2 separate regions of the Mus musculus genome follow, and region 2 is linked to region 1. Evidence: chromatin loops called from intact Hi-C (ENCODE). Cell type or tissue: gastrocnemius. All regions are shown on one strand. Each heading gives the region's core, and the rest is flanking DNA. Links, peaks and the distances in the headings are about the cores only.

The links. Peaks named below come from ENCODE experiments on the same cell type or tissue, not always from the same donor. Only the 100,000 strongest peaks of a DNase experiment are listed, where the experiment ranks them.
Region 2: it touches region 1 in a loop (2.6-fold over the local background); 2 of 42 quality-filtered maps call a loop at or near these places.

What each region holds. Positions count from the first base shown.
Region 1 is chr9:42,051,113-42,061,446 of GRCm38, reverse strand. Sorl1 (sortilin-related receptor, LDLR class A repeats-containing) reads left to right here. Exons shown (of 48, transcript NM_011436.4): 12 at 4,088-4,176. Among named protein-coding and RNA genes, the nearest start is that of Gm16214, 34 kb to the right of the region's middle. In gastrocnemius, for the core only: a CTCF peak has its summit at 6,266; DNase peaks (open chromatin) are centred at 5,824, 6,294, 6,528 and 6,833; H3K27ac peaks cover 2,072 bases.
Region 2 is chr9:42,204,378-42,214,711 of GRCm38, reverse strand. It overlaps 4930546K05Rik (RIKEN cDNA 4930546K05 gene), which reads left to right and starts at 5,481. Exons shown (of 7, transcript NR_040754.1): 1 at 5,481-5,559; 2 at 8,978-9,097. In gastrocnemius, for the core only: a CTCF peak has its summit at 6,058; a DNase peak (open chromatin) is centred at 6,078; H3K27ac peaks cover 1,155 bases.

The DNA of each region.
Region 1 (10,334 bases), core at 1,434-9,433:
GCTATGTGTCTGTCTTTTTCACCACTACCATATTGTCTTGATTACCAAAAACCTTATAGCCAGTGTTGGAATCAATTAGGGTGAGATCTTTGCTTATTTTCAAAATTGCTCCCATTATTCAAAGTCCTTTGTGTGTCTGCATACCCTGCCAGTTTTGCTAGGACTTTCACTGGGAACACATTAAATGCGTAAATCGATTTCAGGGTAAATTGACATCTTAATAACACCGAGTCTTTTGATCCACAGTTGTAGTCTATCCCTCCATGCCTTCTTTAATTTCTCTTGGTATCTTTACATTTCTAATGTAGAAGTCTTGTATGTCATTTCCTTCAGTTGTTCAGGCTGGAGCTCATGGTCTTACTGTCTCTGCCTTCTAAGTATGGGGATTACACGCATATGCCACCATGCCTGACTTCATTTTTTTTTTCCTTTTCTTTAATCTTAATGCTGGGGAATGAATCCAGGGTCTTAAACATACTAGGCAAGCACTCCACTGAGCTACAACCAGAAATACCAATGTTTATGTATATTATTCTTTAATATTTAAACTTGCTATTACTGCAAATGAAATTTTCTTTTAAGTTTATCCCTAACATTTTGTTGTTGGTAACTTTTTTGTTTTGTTTGTTTGTTTGTTTGTTTTTTTGTTTTTGTTTTTTGAGATAGGATCTGTTTGGGTAGCTCTGGTTTACCCGGAACTTGCTATACAGAACAAGCTGGCTTTGAACTCAGAGATCTACTTGTCTCCAACTCCTGAGTGCTGCGATTAAAGACATGTGCCCCCATGCCTGGATTTTTATGCTAATAAATAACAATGCTTTCTGCATTCTCCGACTTTGTCAAAGTCCTGGATTCTTTCTTAGTTACTGTGTATGTGCATTTATTATAAACAATCATACCAAACGCAAAAGGAGGCAGTTCCTTCCTGGTCTTTTATGAAACCATTTCTTCTTCTTCTTGCTGTTCCTCCCCCCTGCATTGCACTGCTCTCCTAGTCCTCTCCTTCCTCTTACTGTGGTGACTTTGATCTCCAGACACTGTTGAGTAGATGCAGGAGGAGTGAGCATTCCAATTTGTTCTTTGTCTGGAGGATAAACATTTTAGTCTCCTTATTTTATTTTATTTTTTTAAAGACAGAGTCTCTCTTTGTAATTTAGGAAAGCTAGTCGTGTTCTCAGCCTCATGAATTAAACAATATGCTTTTGGTTGTATGTGGTGTATATGCATACATATATGTATATGTATTCCATCAGCCTGGAGAAAAATCCCGTTGGTCTTAGGTTATTGATAACTCTTAAAAAATCACATCCAGGTATTGATTTTTGTTAAATGAAACTTCTATATCAATGTAATGATATAGATTTTCTTTATTCAGTTACTATGATGGGTTGTATTACTTGGCTCTTGAATATTAAGCTAACTTTCAGTTACAGAATAAGTCCCACTTGGTCATGGTATGCTGTTCTATTTATATATAACTAGGTTTGATGTGCTAAAAATGATAGGGTTCTCTTTGTGAGAAATACTAGTATATGATAGCCTATTTTCAATGTCTTTGGTAAGTTTCAGTATTGGGATCTGGGTAGTCTCAGAAAGTAAGACTAGACTGTTGTGCATCTCCCTTCCTTTGCTTCTGACTGTCTATGCTAAAGTTGGTGCTATGTCTACTGTAATTCACCACTGGGCTGGGAATTTTCTCCTTAGAATATTTTTTTTTTTGGCAAGAAATTCAATTTTTCCAGTTGGTGTATAATTAAGATTTTCAAATTTAGTGAATTTTTCTTGCTATCTTCTTAATATCTGTAGAAGCTTTAGAGATAATTTCATTCCTGGTAGGAATGACTTGATTGTTTTCTCTACTATATTATTAAAATTTTCCTTATTTGTGTGCTCTTTCTGTGTTTCGATAGCTATTTTATTTTAGATGCTTCCTAAGTCTATACATGTAAGGCTTTAAAATTTCTTTTGGATACATCTGTTACTGTCCATTTACTTACTATTTATCTGTGTCTTTGTTTAAAGGATTTTAGGTATGAGACATTTACATCCTTGCTCTTTTGTAAATTATTACTATTATTTTACTTTTGGGGGGAGCTGGGTAGGTGCATGTGGAGGTCAGAATACATGTGGGAACTGTCCCTCTCCTTCCACCATCTGAGTCCTGGGAGCAGACCCAGGTTGTTAGGCCTGGAGGCAAGCGGCCTGACCACTGGACCATCTCACTGACCCCGGGCTTTGCTTGGGCACTGTTATTTATTGGAATTAAGCCTTGTCTTAGTCAGGGTTTCTATTCCTGCACAAACATCATGACCAAGAAGCAGTTGGGGAGGAAAGGGTTTATTCAGATTACACTTCCACACTGCTGTTCATCACCAAGGAAGTCAGGACTGGAACTTAAGCAGGCCAGGAAGCAGGAGCTGATGCAGAGGCCATGGAGGGATGTTCTTTACTGGCTTGCTTCCCCTAGCTTGCTCAGCCTGCTCTCTTATAGAACCCAAGATTGCCAGCCCAGAGATGGTCCCACCCACAAGGGGCCTTTCCCCCTTGATCACTAATTGAGAAAATACCCCACAGCTGGATCTCATGGAGGCACTTCCCCAACTGAAACTCCTTTCTCTGTGATAACCCCAGCCTGTGTCAAGTTGACACATAAAACCAGCCAGTACAAGGCTTTAATGTAATACTTTTTAAAATTTATTTCCTCTGTGTCCATTCTTCTCTATCTCTTTTTGCATCTCCTTTTGCGTTATTTAGATTTTTGTTTTTTGACAGTACTGAGCGTTGAACCCAATGCCTTGTACATTCTTGTTGGGTGCTCTACCCTTAAGCTCCCTCCTTAGCCACCAGATATATTAGACTCTGTCTTTGTGTATTTCTCTCCTCTTTTCTTTTCTTTCATTGGGTTCTCTGAGGATTAGAGCATGCATATCTAGTCTTTCATAGTCTTCACTTGTATATAAAATACAGAACATTTGTATCATATGGGTCTGTGTTCTCTCCCTGACCTTTCTGCTCTTGTTGTATCTTGTCTACATACTTAGAAAACACTCATTTATTTTTGCTTAAATTCTAATACTGATTTTAAATAATAGTAAATAAACAGTTTTGAATCCCCCCCACCCCAGGTTTGCCATTTCTCCTGTTTGTCTCTGGTTCCTGATGATCCCTGGGTAGATGACCTTAAGCATTTCCTGCAGAGCCACTGCCTGTGAGGGCCCTCTGGCCACTTGGCTCCCTTGGCTTTCCTTTGTTTGAGAACCCTCCATTTCTCCTTGATTCCCAGGCATTGTGCTTCTTCTGTTGCTGAAATCTCGGTGTGTGGTCATCTGGGTTAAAAGGACTTTGGATAAGTTTTTTTGGGGCTCTGTTTCCCCAGGTTCACGTGAACAACCTGTGGTGGCTACTTCAGTTATGTCATCTGCACACGTAGTGGCCCATTTTTATAGAAGCAAATTTGTTCACGTGTGTGTATTACATCAATTCTCTTTAGGTTCTATCAAGATCCCTCATTCAAATGCAGCTTGGGGCTTAGGTAGAGAGGTACATTCCATTTAAGGGATTTAAGGGATACATGCTCTGGGATTCCTCCCATACTTCCCCAGCCTGCAAGGGCTCATTTGCCAGTTCCTTTTGTAGAAAGAGTTTCTGTGGAAGTTTGAGCTCCCTGGCTGGAGCTGAGGCGCTCCATCAAGGCCTTCCCTTGAGGCACCTCTGTATCAGAAAACTGTGTGGGTCGCTTCTCGAGGCACCAAGTCCCCTCGTACAGCCCTCAGAGAGCTGACTTTGTTGTAGTAGAACAGCAGCTCTGGTTGCTTGGTTTTTTATTTTGCGGCATGCGGATGAAGCCTAAGACTTCAGGCATGTTAGGCAAGTGAAGAGTGCTCTCCGGCTGAGGTAGCCTATACTCTGGAGTGTGAGAACTTAGCTTTCTCCAACTCCAGGATTGTGAAAGAGAGGATGGACAAGAACCTGTTCTGAGAACTGGAAGCTGTCCTTGGGGTGGTGTGTGTTGGGGGAGGGGGAGGGCACCATTCCTACGTTTATCTCTACAGCAGCTCATCACCTCTGGCTTGTTTTCCTTAATCAGGCTCTTCCCGGACCTCATTACTATACTTGGGGTGACCATGGAGGCATCATCATGGCGATTGCCCAGGGCATGGAGACCAACGAGCTGAAGTAAGTGCTTCTGGTTACCTCCCCTCTTCCTCCTCCTTCTCTTCTTCTTAAAAGAGATCTTTTCTACCCTTCTCTCTCTACTTCTTCCTTTAAAAAAACAAAAACAAAAACAAAAACCCAAGGTCTCTCACTGTGTAGCCCATGCTGTCTTGAAACTTAACAGTGTAGCTCCAATTGGTGTAGAATTTGCCAATCCCGCCGGGCAGTGTTGGCGCGTGCCTTTAATCCCAGCACTTGGGAGGCAGAGGCAGGCAGATTTCTGAGTTCGAGGCCAGCCTGGTCTATGGAGTGAGTTCCAGGACAGCCAGGGCTACACAGAGAAACCCTGTCTCGAAAAACAAAGAAAAAACAACAAAAGAATTTGCCAATCCCCCTGCCTCAGCCTCCCAAGTACTAAGATTACAGGCATCAGTTGCTGTGCCTGGCTTATTTCTCTTCTTTGGACATCAACCTGTCCTCTCACACTGGTGTCGTCTGTGGTGACCTTTGGATGCTTCTGGAGCGCTACGTTCAGGTCAGAGAGCTGAGACCTCTGGAAATCACTTAAGCTTGTTATGTCTGTGACATAACTATTTCCTTCTGTTTTAGAGGGCATTGGGAGAAACAAACAAGTGAACTAATATTTATTTCTTTGAATAAAAACTATCATCTTTCTTTTAATTACTCGTTCAAGGTTAACATATAAAGAAACTCATTATGGTAATTTTATTTACTTTTTAGCATATATGACATTATTATTATTATTATTACTCAGCTATCCACGTCCTACTGCCCTGCCTGCTGTCCCCTTCTCCATCCTTCCTGCTTCTCTTCCTTCCCCAAGACAATTCCTCCTGCTTCCTTATCACATGTAACTAGAGAGTTTTGAACATGTCTTTGCTTTTAAAAGTGTTGTTTCCAAAGGTTTGTGCATAAGACAACTAATAGTTAAAATGACAAAAATTAACGACAGGCAAATAGTGGTTGTAGAATGCACACCACTTGCCAGGTGACTTCTGCTGTGCTAAATTTAGTCTTAGGGGTTGTCCTAGATGGAACTGGAAGAGATGCTAGGGTTAAATGCTTCATCTTACAAACGGAGAAGCTGAGGCTCAGGAAGAAGTAACCATCAGCTTGTAGAGTCATTTTTGAGAGTTAGTCTTGGATTATGTCTAAGAAAAAACAAACAAACAAACAAACAAAACCAAAGTGTTGGGAGTTTGTAGATTTTCTCCCCTCGAGGTTTGATTTTATCCAGCATAATTTCTTGGCTTCCCTTCACGAAGCTATCGAACCAGAGTTACCGATGGAAAAGACAGACTGACCCTCATCTCTGTTCGTGTTAGGCTTGAACCCTTTAGCTGGGTGATCGCGGGAGGCAGAGAGGGCTTCTGTAATCACACTGTGTGGTGGGAAGAAGCAGGCTTCCCCTACTTTTGCTCCCATTAGAACTGGCCGGGGGCAAGACGTGGGTGCTTTGAAAAGGGGATTTTAACAGCTGGTTTCCCACTTTGCTTAACTGGGCATGTACTGAGCCTTGAAGAGGTAGAGAGGCAAAGGTCTGGTCTTGGCTTTCCACTTGGCTGCTCTTGGCCTTGGGTGGCATGGGGCAGCTGCTTCCCCAGAGCCTAGAGGCAGGGGAGGTTGTGTCTGTAGATGACACCCGCATCCCTGTTCAGATTAGCTTTTGCTCAGAGGATAATATTCACAGAGCCTGCTTCCCCCGGATCTGCTGGTGTTTGCTTGTCTAGTCATTTAACTTACACCACACACACTGAGCAAGTGGTACTTATGCCAGGTACTGTGGGTCTAAAGATGAATAGGATGCTCTGGTCGCCTCCTACCCCCACGAGAGCTTCACCCTCTGGCTGTAAGGTAGGTGAGGAGGTAATTGTGGTGGTTAGTAAACTGCTATGTGAGGAAAGCATATAGGATCCGGGGCTTGGTGTCCTGGGCATAGATTTCATTCTTTGGATAGTTTTAGTTTTCAGATTTGGGAGTCGGTTCTCAATTTTCCTTGTTTAACGTCTCCACAGATTACATTAGCATTCCAAGCTGGCTCCTCTGAAGGAGCGCGTGTGATTTTAGTCCTCTTACACCATCTGTCGGTGCATATGTGCCCAGGGAACTCAGCATCATTCTTCGCTAGCTGTAGCAAAACACGGCCAGGAAAATAAACCTGCTGACGGAAAACCATAATGCCTTCCCTGGGCATTTCATAATGGCTTTGGGGGGTCTGCGGTGGACCTCGTGGGCATGGTGGTGCTCTTCTATGGGCACGGGCTATTTGGAAGTGTCTGCAACACATAGTTCAAGTAAATACAGACTGGCCTCCTTTTGACAGGTACATGTGTCCTAGGAACCAGCTCAGACTTGGCAGGGTTCCATACAGCCACCTGGCGTTTACCAAGTGTGTTGTTCTCAGAGGTGTTTGCTCCTCCTTCCGCTGTTCTAAAAGGCAGAGGAGGAGAGTGGAGGTAGTCCACAGTCTCCAAAGACAAACAGCCATTCCCTGTGCCTTGTAGACTCCAGTGAGGCCATGTGCTAGGCTTTTTGATGGTTGTGAGAAATACACCAAAGAAACAGGGCAAAGCTGGGAGAGTCCGTTTTGAGTTCACAGTGTCGCAGGATTCAGTCCCGCTTGGCTGCTCCATGGCCTTCGGGAAGCTGGGCGGCATTAGCTTGTCAGGGAGCACGTGGCTGAGCAGAGCTACTCAGCAGGGTAGGCCTGCTGACTAGGTGTAGCCTTTCAGGGCGTGCCCTCTACAACCTCTTTCCTGTAACTAAGCCCTACCCACTACTCTCCAACACCTCCCCATAATGTCACCATGGTATGAGCCTATCAGGGGATTAAAGTCAGAGCCCTCATGATATGGCCACCTCTCAGAGACGGGCTCCACCATGAGAGCACAAAGCCTTTCCAGCCATGTTGACAAAACTGGCTTCAGGCTCTGGGCCTCTGACCTCCCTGACCATAGCAACCTCTCTGTCCTTTGAGCCTCAGAATTTTGGGGGGTATCCTATTCATTTAGATTGATTGTGTTCAGACTTCATGTTTTAACTCCATTTCATTCTATGCCTGGATTCTTCAACTCATTAGCAAGGCTTTTGTAGACCCGCATTCCTGTTCTATACAAGTTAGCAGGCACTTAGCAAATATTTGATCTATCAATAAATAGGTCACGCATACTTGGGCATCTGAGATTGCTTTTTTCTTTCTTTCATTTTTTTTTAAACATCCATTTAAAAAGGGGGAAGGGATCTGGGTAGGGTGCTATTTACACAGCTCCAAGGGAGACCGCTGCTGTTGTGTTCTGTGTAAATGACAACCCCTGAGCAGTGGGGGCTTCCTGAATGTGTGCAGCCAGGCAGCCAGAGAGAAGATCTGATCCACCCTCCGTATCTTCCATACGAGGACGTAATATAATTTGTGGGAGTTAGCGCCCACACTGGAACATGAGCAGATTTCTGCTAGGAATCATTTCAGGTCAATTGCACAAACATTTGTTGAACAACTACAGTGAACCAGATGTTGTGCTAGACACCAGTGATGGAGAGGCGAGTGGGGCCTGGTTCAGGATCTGCCTGTGCCCATGGGAACGCTAGGGCGTCGGAGCCAGTTGGAGAGAGAGTGGGAGAAGGAAGGACAGGAGGTTCTGCGTATCTGAAGATGAATAGAATGTGGTCCCTCACCTTTAAGCATTTTGCTTTTTATTTGTAATGTAGGCAAAGAGAGCCAAATAGAGCAGAGTCTTTTGTTTTAATCAGAGGCCTGAGGTTGGGGTATTTGTTTCCCCCACTCCTTGGCGGTTTATTTACTATTTCATGGCATTCATTCTCTGATTAGTACAGCAGCTAAGATCCCTCTGTTTGCCTTCTCCATTGAGACTTTATCATCGGTGTTAAGTAAAACAGAGCAGGAAGGGTAAAGCTTTGCTTTGCTTTGGTTTGCCTTTGCGTCCACTTGTCTGAAGTGTGCAAACAAGAGCCCAAGGGGCTAGGGATTTGCTTTTGCATCCATTCAGCATGCTTGACCAGGAACCTGCCTGGAGGATACCAAGGGGTGGTGTTCATTCTTACGGGTACACAGCGTGCTGCAGAGAAGGGGCCTGACCAGCAAGGAAGGATCCAAGCCGGTTTGTGAGCTGGATCCCGAGGGCCGAGATCAATTTCCGTCTCTTCTTGGCAGTTCGCCTGTCAGTGTGATGAAATGTTGATAGTTACTAACACTTTGGACTTGCCCCAAAGCATCATTTCTGTGAGGAGATCTCCAATTTCACAGGGCTTCCCTCTGGGAATCCCTCAAACTCCTTCAGAGGCCACACACCGCAGCATAGCTGTAGTTATCTTTTCTAGGCGCAGCCTCGTGGTTCCAGAGTATAGGAAACTGCAGTGGATCCTTCCATAGCTTCTACACTCGTGGCTACAGCATCACAGTGAGGCAGCTGCAGAGAGCCATCCCCAACCCAGTCTCACCCTGGGTGGCTTCCTCTGCTCCTGGAGGCAGAAGCAACAGATGTCCTTATCACCTTTTAACTGTTACAGAGACAGTGCAGGGTTTTTTCTTTTTCTTTCCTCCTCCTCCTCCTCCTCCTCCTTCTTTTTTTAAGAGAAACTCAGTGTGGGTTGTTTAATTTCCTGCAGCAAATGTTGATTATTCTGCTTTCAGGTGGTAGAAGAGGTGTGAGGTGCTGGGACAGGGAAATGGGTGGAGATTTTATTATGGATGAGCTGCAGTGTAGAAGACACTCATGGATCTGGTCTTGTAAATACAGCAGAGTAGGGTGTGAGGTCTAGTACAGGGCCTAGTCTGAGCTGGTCTAAGGCAGTGCCAACTGCAGGGTTGGGAAAGGCTTTTCAAAGGAGGTGAAACATGAGGTGAAATTAAAAAGTTGATGTACAGTGCCAGGGTTAGAAAGAGCTCATGGGGCTAGAGAGATGACTCTGTACAGTGCCAGGGTTAGGAAGAGCTCATGGGGCTAGAGAGATGACTCAGTACTTCAGAGAGCTTTTTGTGCTTCCGGAAGACCTGAGTTTAGTTAACAGCATTGCCACCAGGCGCTCACCACTGCCTGTAACCGCAGCTCCAGGGTATCCGATGCCTTCTTCTAGCTTTGGCTGGAGATATGGGGTTGGGGGGGTTGGAGGATAGAGGGGTGGGTGGAGGAGTGGTACCCTTGCATGCTTGGCATACACTCTCACATACACCTACAAAAAGAGACAGAGCTTGAGCTAAGGTGGCAGTGTGACTCTGTGGTCCCTGAGGCCTTCACACATGAATAAAATATGAATGGAATTGAGAGAAGCAGTGGTGAGAAATGAGGCTTGAGGTGGCATTAGACAAGCACCATGGGCCTTTTCCTGACTCTCACTGGAGAGATTTGGTTGTTGTTGTTTTGTTGTTGTTTGTGTTTAAATAAAGTTATTTTTTGTTCTTTGACAATTTCATATATGTGTGTCATGAAGTTTGGCCATTCTTACCACCCTTACACTCACACTCCACCTCCCATTCACATTAAGCTCTTCTTCAACAGATAGTTCTCCTATTGATAGCTAGTTTGCTTGCTTGCTTGCTTGCTTGCTTGCTTGCTTGCTTGCTTTTTTTCTTTCTTTCTTTCTTTCTTTCTTTCTTTCTTTCTTTCTTTCTTTCTTTCTTTCTTTCTTTCTTTCTTTCTTTCTTTCTTTCTTTCTTTCTTTCTTTCTTCCTTCCTTCCTTCCTTCCTTCCTTCCTTCCTTCCTTCCTTTCTTTCCTTTTTTTTTTTTCCTGAGTTCAATTAAGGTTGATATATGACCACGGTTGTGGGACTATTTCTTGCAGCATGGGCAACTTACTAGTGGTGCTATCACTGAAGACAAAATCAACACTCCCTTCTTCAAGCTACCAATTAGCTGCCAATAGCTATTTTCAGAGGGGCGGGGTCCCTCTAGTCCCACCCTCACTTGTGATTGAGACATTGACTGGCCCAGTCTTATGAATGTAACCACAGCAGCTGGGAGTTCATAAGAGAAATGGCCGTGTATATCCAGAAGATAGCATTGCACAGCAGTCACCGCCACCTCTAGCTCCTACCCTCTGTCACTCACTTCTTTGCTATTGTTCCCTGGGCCTTAGAGCAGTGATGTAGATCTTGGGGAGTTGGACACTCTCAGCACTTGGCAACTTGTTAGTCATTGTATTG
Region 2 (10,334 bases), core at 1,185-9,184, 150 kb before region 1:
GGGAGAAAGAATGTACCCATTGTCTGCGTCTCTAGCCTATTTGGATGACTCCCTCGAGCACTGTGGGAACCCTTGGGCCTAGGCTCAGGATCAACCTGGGTAAACTTTTGAAAAATCATGGAAAGGAAGACAAGACATTGAGAGATCCTGTCCCAATTTCTAGAATGGAAAAAAGAATGGCTTTGTGAAACCATGCCCTAAAAAGGAACCCCAGCCCTGCTATGGAAACTATAAACATTTGTGTATTGGACATGTGACCCCCCTGCAAAGCCCAGAGGTTAATGGTGTTCTAAGGTGAGGCTCTTAGGAGTCAGTTAGGAGTAGATGAAGTCATAATGGTGGAGATCACATGATGAAACCGGTAGCTGAGAAGAAGAGAAGCCAATCTGGTATCCTGGTACTATCTTGCCATGTGATACTTTCAGTCACATTATGATGTGGCAAGTAGGCCCTTGACAGGCAACAAGCAGATAACAGCAGCACACTCTTGGGTTTCCTAGAAATTGGAGCCACATAAATCTCAATTCTTTACAAATTACAGTCTCAAGTATTTTGTTATAGTGACTGAAAATAGGAAAAGACAAATCCCCCATCAAAATTCCAGAATTGCTTAGTAAACAGCTGGATGTGGATACTTCCAAAACTAGATGCAGTTGTCACCCCCAAATTATTGTGGTTTTATATAAGTCAAAGCAAATACAATCAGCAACATTTCTTGAGTCCTTACAATGCCCACATGTCTTTCTTTATTGGTCATCAGGCTTGAAGCCAAGTGTCTTTCCTGCTGGTCATCTTGCTGGCCCTACATCAGTATTTCTCTAGTATGCAAACCACCTGCACCAGGAAGTGCTTTGCTACTGTGCACATAAGAAGGCTGGAGGACAGAGAGCAGGTCTTGGAGATCCATCTCACACCGTTACTTCTTGCTTCTCTCTATTAAGCTCAGAATGTATAGCCTCAGGTCTGGACCATTTAAAGCTGATAAAGTCCCTTGCTCTCCTAGTCTTTGGAGGTGATCATTTGAGGTGGTAAGCTACAATTATAGTTACCAGTTATGATCAGGACTCACCCTGATCACTGGGCAGCTGGCCACTTTGAGAACTCCTTGAATTCAGAGTCTCAGCCTAATGTCTTTTCAGCTCTCTATTCTCTCCTGAATGTCCTGCTTCTGTGTAAGATCATATTCTCATCTATAGACTACTTTGCTGAAATAACTTTGGAAAACACTAATCGGGGATTCTGAAACACATTTAGGCATTGATTTGACTTGACAGATAATATGACAGAACATCATTGATACTACAATACAGGTTCTTGGGTCTCATCCCAGTGTTCTCCAGCTGTTGTCCAATAACAAAACTGACTTCCTGGCAAACAGATGAGCTCTTCATCCCTGGAAACATTTTTGTACTGGCTGGGTGACCAGATTTCTGCAAAGTCAATAGAGAATCCTTTGTTGGTAGCCAGTTTGAATTATCATAATGATTTTTTTTTTAAAAACCCTCTCTAGTATGACTTCTAAAACTGTTTCTGGTTTATGAATAGAAGTTAGAATTTTTTCCTTGAATTCTTTGTGTTTGCTGTTAATGGACTGAAGCAGCAATATGAGTCCAGGTACTGAACTGAGTGGTAGTATCTTGTAGTACCCAGAAATACTTAATACTTGACTGTCCCACTAATATTTCTATTACTTTAACAGGAGTACAACTTCGTGGTAATTATGCATTGGTTCTGATATTCTTCCCAGACAGAAGAAATCAATATAACCAATTATAGAATGGGGGGGGGGGCACGGACAATGACAAAGATAATTCAAGTTCATCTTTTGATTGAGGAGATAATACATTCTTACATTTGAATATGGAACACCCATTGATTTATTATAAACCACAAATGAAACTTAATTAGCAAAAGCTAGCTCAGCAGTAGTTAGAACACTCTCCAGACTCCCCTCTCCTTCTCTCTATCTTGAGTTTTTTTCCTCCTTACTCCATGTCAGTCACAGATAGCATAGATGTTACGATTGAACATGTCAGCCCCTGTCCCTCTGCCTCGCCCCATGTAGGATCTAATTATACACACTCAGTCCTGTTTGCTGGGCAGCCAGTCCTGACTAATTGGTGTAGGCATTTGTCCCCTTGCTCAGGCATTGTTTGTTGAGTCCTTTATTTTAAACCTGGGCTCTGCAACAGAACTAGAAATGGGAAGATTGTAGCTCGTCCTCAGCCAGAGAGTCAAACGGGATCCTAGCAATTGAGTGGCATTTATAAACTCAGGGTCTGATTCTTTATTCTTTTTTATATCCACTGTGCCATAACCCTAACCACACAGACTCAAGCCATTCAGTGGGACTGATTCCTCCATTTCTCAATGGTTCTTTGGCCTCAGCCCTGGGATTGCAGACCTCCTTCAGCCCCATGTCCCTTTGTTGAAGCCCTACTAACCACTCCCATTCTAGTCTCGTGGCTATAATAAGATGGAGCTAAGAGCATCCCTTATCCTCTCTAGACCTCCACACACCCCCATGCTGATTTCTGGCTATTCTTTCCTTAGGGAGAGATTCTCAACGGTGGCTCCTCATCAGAATGGTCTTTACTAGCTACTCAATCAATTTACCAAAATTTCTAAGGAAGCCTGGTGTGCATACCTGTTAAACAGGTTAGTTTTTATTGTCAAGTTAACTCCACAGATAAAACACACACACACACACAGAGTTGTTCCTTTTCAACTTGCCTTCTTGGCACAGTTGCTGGGTGCTACTATCTCTCGCCTGGAAAAGCATGCCCTTATCAGTACTCTTTGCTCCATACCTCCCATCTTCCCTAAACTTCAGTAACTAGTCCCATCTAGCTCCTGCCAAACATCCCTGGCCACCCACCTGTAGTAGATGCCACAGGCCGAAGCTCCTCACAAGACCCCACATGGTTGCTGGGATCCTCTACGGCTTTTCTTTGGTTGATAATTGATGTAGGTCCCAGCCTACTCTATAGGTCGTGCTACACTTGCACGGAATGGTCTTGGGCTGTATACGAAACCTAACTAATCATGAGCCTGGGGGAATCAAGCTAGTGCAACATTCTCCGTGGTTTTTACTTTAGGTTCCTATGTTGAGTTCCTGCCTTGACTTTCGTCCGTGATGGGCTTTTGGTGAGAATGTTTCATCACAGCAACAGAAAGCAAAATCAAATGCCTGTCATCCCAGACCTTGGTAGGCTGTGAGGCTAGAGGGACATGGGTGAGGTCATTCGGGCCTACACGTTAATTCCAGGCCAGCTCAGTCTGTTGTGGGAAATCCTGTCTTGAAAACAAGTGTTTCTCTGAAGGTCATCAGCGCCACTGCATTCGCCTGAACTCCTTGCGATACCCACATTACTTCGAGTTAAGCTCAAATGATTATAACTCCCCAGCCCCAGAAGATGTGTTGGATTCCTAAACCAAATCTACAGTATCTCAAAATGTGACCTCATTTGGAGATATGCTCAGTACAGGTATAATTAGTTAAGGTGAAGTCATAGGCCAGCACAGCAAGTCCTTCATCCAGTAAAACTGATGTTACTCCAAGAAGGGGGAGAGGTGGACACGAGCCAGATAAACAGTGGGGAGGATGTGAAGGCAGACAGTGAGACAATGGTTAAGAGCACTGACTACTCTTCCAGAGGCCCTGAGTTCAATTCCCAGCAACCACACGGTGGCTCACAACCATCTGTCATGGGGGGTCTGATGCCCTCTCTGGTGTGTCTGAAAGACAGTGTACTCCCATTCATAAAATAATAAATGTTAAAAACAAAGCCACCACCTAGCTGGTGGTGTTTTGTTATAGCTGCCTAGGAAAGGCATACATGTGCCACATGGCTGCTTCCCTGCCGTGCATTACATTTAGGAAATCCAAAGGAGGAGGCTGGGGACCACAGCCCTACTGTGCTCTGAAATATTGATACAGCATGCAGGCCCCAAGAGCCTGCAGCTACGTTATCTCACCCCCCACCCCCACCCCCACTTCTGAGCTGCTCTCTCTCACTCCAGCTCACTCTCCTTCCCATTTGATTTGACACCAGCAGAGACTTTCTGTCTTCTTAGCTAACATCTTTCTGGAGACATAAAGAAAAGCAACTACTTCTATGTACAAGATTTGTTCTCCTCCCATCTTCAGGTTTATAGGCTGCACAGACAGGAAGCAGAAAGAAAGAAAGAAAAAAAAAAAACCAAACCAGTCAGCTAACAAGCCATCGATCACTATCCAGGATAATGGATGCTCGCTCTCTACAGTACATTTGCTTTTCGGCTGTTTATCTCCCAGCACTGCTGATCCATGCCTCTCTCTCACCTTGTGAAAATAGATACAGAGATAAACTGTTGCTTCTGGACTGAGCAAAATTAATTTGCCTACAGGGAAAATGGACCTAACACCAGGACTTCAAAGAACAAGTTAAGGTAGGCCACTAACTCACAAAGCTCAGACAAAGTCCAAATCCTCTGTTGCTAGTGCAGAAACCAGAGGCAGGTCTACAGAAAAACAAAAGAATTTCATTATAAAGTGGCAAACAGGATGCGTCTGGAAACAAGGGCCGGAGGCAGGAGAGTAGAAGCAGAAGGAGAGAGTCTGCTTCTGACTCATCTCTGTGTCTATCTTTGTAACTCGCCTCTTTTCTATCTGAAGACCTGATCTGTAACTGGCTCACAAATTCACACGTTAGTGGTCCAGCCGTCAGGCTCTGTTCCCTGAGAAGGGACTCTGATCCCATCTTGCTCTTCGGCAGTAGGTATAGGAGGGTGAAGGGAGGCCAGTAGTGGGTGGCCATGCAGAGATATGGCTGTAAGTGGTAGTGTAAGGGAAAGTGGGCCAGCCAAACAAACAGCGCCAAGTATGTGGTTCATTCAACTATGGTTCTAGAATGGTACTTTCACAAGCTGCTTGAATGAACCACATGGATGTGACAGGGGTGCCAAGAGAGGAGTGGAAAGATACCACAAAGTGACTCATTCCATGTTCTCGTTCGGTGAGATGACAAAGTCCCAGAGCTAAGAGACCTGTTTACTTAGAATCACCCTCCTGGCTGCTCAGGCCCTTGGGATAAGTTCTTTATTTGGGCAAACCTCTCAGTCTTTTAAGCAGTTAGGCTCCTGCTAACACCAAGAGCTACCATATTGGTAAGTTTTCTTGTTGCTGCAACAAAGTTACCGAAAAAGCAAGGTGAAGGGTTTCTTCTGAATAACAGTTTCAGGCAGGTCTATCACGCTGTCTATCATGCTGGAGGAACCTGGTGGTCATGGTGACCAGATTGTAGATCCAGTGTGGAAGCAGAGACAGGTGAACGCTGATGAGCAGCTAGCTAGCTCCCCACTTCTATAGGACTCCAGGAAATGGAACTGCCTGCATCTACGGGGAAACTTGCTACCTCAACCTAATCTATTACAATCCCCCCCTCCCCCGACACACCTAGAAGTGTGTTTCCATGGTGATTCTAGATCTAGTTAAGTCAACAAAACCTCTCAGCCTCAGTGCTCACTGAAAATGTGTCAAGAAGAGCCCCTAACTGGGCCCTATGACTGGAGCTGAAGGTGGGTTAGAGACAGGAAATGGTTCTTCTGACTCAAAAGATGATTGCTTCCAGGGGTAGATTAATTTCCAAATGCTTCCTAACTATGTCTTTCTAGAAACTACAGTACCTAGTATAAGCATTCAATTTATTATATAAAATGATCTGCATTCAGATCCTGGCCTCATACTAACGAGAGGTTGTTTACCTTTCTAACCCATAGCTTTCTTATCTGTGATGGGCTCTAATGCTCACCTCCCCACAGAACTGCTATGTAGTATGCTATGATTCGCATGTGCAATGTCTTCCCCAGGCCCACTTCTCTAAGCAGCAGAACTATTGTGGAAGACTGTGGAACCTTAGAGGGTGGAGCCAAACTTCAGGAAGTGAGTCACTTGGAGTGGGCCTTTGAAGGTTAGGCCTGGCTTGTTCTACCATGAGTTCTGCCTTCTAATCCTCCCGGATGTGGAGAGCCCCACCACATGCTCCCACCGACACAGACTGAGCGTTTCTTCCTTGGCTTCCCCACTGTGGGGCGCTAAAACTCTCAGGAATCCTGAGCTCAAGCAAACCTTGCCTTCCTTGGGCAGTTTCTGTCCAGTATCACAGTCACAGCAGTGCAACAGTCACTGACATGGAGAAAATGAGACCTCAGCACAGTGTCTGGCTCCACACTCACCGGTAGCTGCCTAATGGCTTCCCTGAAGCCCAGTCATTCATTTCTTCTCTGACTCTACTTTCTGAGGTAGAGAGGGTACCCCAGAACACAAATCCCCAAAGCTGACGCACAGTCGTGTTTAGAAGAAGATACCCCTCACATCAACACTAGGTTTAAGAAGAACATTTGCTTCTAAGGTTGGCTCCCTGTAACTGGAGCCACCATGAAGTCCTATCATCATGTACCACCTGTGACAATGACCTCTACAGACAAGCTATGGAGACATATATATACATATGCACATATATGCACATAAACATATACACACACATACACATACAGTTACATATAAACATATAGCCACATATACATGTATATACACATATACACATAAACATATATACACATACACACATACATATGCATATACAGTTACATATCCAAATATAGCCATATATACATATAGATGCACATGCACATATACACACCTATACAGACACATATATACACATAAACATACACACATATGTATATACATACACACATAAACACACATGCATATACACACATATACACATATATACATACATACACACATATACACATAAACATATACATACATATATACATACATATACATATTGCATAAGGCTAGGGAAGACATTTAGGAGGCTCTTGAAGGAAAATATAGGAAAGCAAAATATTATTAGCATTCTAGTAAATCAATCACAGATGGTCTTCAAAATTAATACAAAAGCAGACTGCTCATTTTCAGTGAGTGCCCACCTTTTTAAAAATAACCTGAAAGTGTCCCGAGACCACCATCCACAAGAGTGAGCAGATACCCACCAGTTCAGCTGAAATTGTAAAAGAGAAAAAGAAAGAACAGAAACGGGTCTTTATTCTTTCCCTTGTGCTTGACAACAGAGTTGATGAAATCGCAGATGATGATCTCCTGGGATGTGGACTGTGGGTCCTTCTCCATCCCTGGAAATGCAGCTGGTCCGTGTGGCTGTTCTGTACTCAGAGGAAAGCTGTGTACTCAGATCCAGGGTGCCACTGTCACCCGAAGACCCCTGAGCCACCTTCCCAATCCTGCCTCCTGTAACCAGTGGCTCTTTCCACTAGAATTCTGTTTATGGTATAATTAATGAAAGCTAATGGCCCTTGCAGATACTTTGCCAGAGAGCCCCAAATTTAAACTCACACTGCTGATTAAGATGGGCTCTTCTCGTCTACTCTTCAGTGCCCAGCTCTGTAAAGCATTTTTAAAGCTTATAGGGCCTCCGAGAGCATCCTCAGTTATTAATCTCAGCATCAGCTCATTCTCTCTCAACCAATACTCCTTTAGAAAGCACACCGAAGGCCAAGCAAGGGGAAAGAGAGCCACTCTGTGTTCTCTTTCTTTATGGAGCAGGCTTCATGCCTGCTTCCTCCTACAGGGAGAAGTCAGCTGAGAGCTGCTGGCTGCATTGCCTAGGCCCCAAGTGTGTGCCTGCTCAGCTTCTAACACACAGTTAAAAATCATGGCTCATGCTTCACAAACATAAATATTTCAAAACCTCTTGCCTTGTAGCCTGCCAGATGGCTGTATCTCACACTTCCAATGTGACAGACTCCAAAAACCTCAAGGACTCAAGTTTGGGCTGGGGTTTATGATCCTGCAGTGGGGGTTAAGGGGGTGGACAGGGAATACAGCAGAGATCTGTCCAAATTAGAAAGAAAAACAAGTGGAAAAAAGCCTTGCGTCATTTGAGTAGAAGAATCTGCTCTAATGCGAGTTGTTTGCAGATAACACAATATAAAAAAATCCCAGTTAGCCAGTGTGGTTTTGTGTTACGTTTTCCTGGGAAGGCACAATGAATGTCCAGTCACCATAGATGGATGTGAGCAATAAATCAAAGTGTGACTTACCCAAGGCCAACTGAGTGAGACCAATGAGCTTTCTTATAGAGCCATGTGAGGGGTTACAGGAGCATGGTGACACCAGAACACCTTCAGGACCACCGAGTTCCAATCCATTGCAGTTAACCATATGTGTGTGTATATATATATATGTATATATGTGTGTGTGTATGTATATATATATGTTAGCATCTCCCAGGCTCAGTAGCAGCTGGAGAAGGAGGGCTCTCCGGTGATGGTCCCAAACCCTCCCTTCCACCACATAGCAAGCGTCTATAGCTCCATGGCCATTACCACAGACCTGGCTAGTGTTATATTGATCTGTTTTCATAGCTACCAGGGGCAAAGCCCAAGATAGCATTATGGTCCTTGGGAAAAGGTACCATACAACACATAGCCAGCAAACATTTTTCTTAAGGGCCTAGGGAGAAAGCTCATTGAATAAAGTGCTTACCTTGCAGGTTTAAACAGCACAGTTTGGATCCCCTGAACTGGGCATAGCAGCCTACCTGCAATCCCGGTTCTTAGGAGGGGAAGGCAGAGTATCCTGGGGAAAGCTGGCTAGGTAGCTGACCAAGTTTGTGAGGTTCAAGGAGGGATCCTGCTCCAATAAATAAAATGGAGAGTGAAGAAGATACTTAGTGTCAAACACTAGACTCCGAACACATATGTACACATGAGCATGGGGACTCACATGCAAACATGCATGCATAAAAAAAACTGTCATGTTTCTCAACTTCTGCACCAGTAGAATTCTCAAGTTCTACACCTACTCCTGCACGTAATCCCTCACATACGCTTTGTAAGAAAGCTCAACTGAACTCATTGGTCTCTTTCAGTTGAACTTTGGGGAGTCATACTTTGGTATCTCTTACAGGGGCAGACTTAAAGAACAGTCTCTTTGAGATGCAGACACTTTTGGATTCCATCCTGTTAGACAAGCTGCACACAACAGAATGACCAAGGGCGAGACCGAGAGACCAGGGAAACCGCTCAGGTTTGTTCATTTCCCTCAGGCCTGTGTTGACTGCTGCAAAGGGCATAGGATGGGGAGATAATTTGAGTTTCTGCTATCTTTATTTTTAGTATTTCTATCATCATATAAGTAATAGATATTCATCAAAAAAAGATTAGGAAGCAAGAATAAAGAAAACAAACCAAAGGTCACACACACCCACACACACATACACAAAATTTCATAACACAGAGAAGATCTTTGCTAACATTATTTCAGTGCATATCTTCCTGACTGTCTGTGTAACTATACGTAGCACGTGCCAGCCCTCCTCTGCACTATAGCAGAACACTGACTTCCATGGTATCTACTTTATTCTAGGGACTAAGGGTGGTCAGGAGGTTATCAGAATCCTGCAGGAGGGTGTGTAAGTCCTGTGCAAAACTCTCTGTGTTCAGGACAGTATTTTCCATGAAGAGCCAGATGTGCCTCAAGTGTCCCTAGCTTCCTCTGTCTTTTTCTCCCCGTCTCCACATCCCCTCCTTTCCCAGCTACCTCTCTTTCCCCCCCCACTACCTCTGCCTTTTGGCCCTCCCTCCCTCCTTTCCTCCCTTTCTTTCCTCCCTTTCTTTCCTCCCTTTCTTTCCTCTCTTTCTCTCTTTCTTTTCTTCCTTCCTTCCTTCCTTTCTCCCTTCCTTCCTTCCTTCCTTCCTTTCTTTCTTTCTTTCTTTCTTTCTTTCTTTCTTTCTTTCTTTCTTTCTTTCTTTCTTTCTTTCTTTCTTTCTTCCTTCCTTCTTTCTTCCTTTCTTCCTTTCTCACACAATCTCCCTCCCTCTCTTTCTCCCTTCCTTCCTTCCTTCCTTCCTTCCTTCCTTCCTCCTTCCTTCCTTCCTTCCTTCCTTTCTTTCTTTCTTTCTTTCTTTCTTTCTTTCTTTCTTTCTTTCTTTCTTTCTTCTTTCTTTCTCTCCTCCTTTCTCTCTTTCTCTCTTTCTTTCTCCCTCCCTCTCTCCCTCCCTCCCTCTCCCTTCCTCCCTCCCTCCCTCTCTCTTTCCTCCTTTCTCTCTTCCTTTCTCTCTTTCTTTCTTGAGACAAGGTCTGACTATGTAGCCTAGGCTGGTCTGGAACTCACAGAGATGCTCCTGCCTCTGCCTCCAGAGTACTGTGATTAAAGCCGAGTGCACCATGCTGGACTTTCCCTCTGCTATTTTATGGAATACAGTTTTCTTGTTGCCTTTCTCTTACTTCCTTCAGTCAGATCTCCTTGACACTCAAGGAGTGA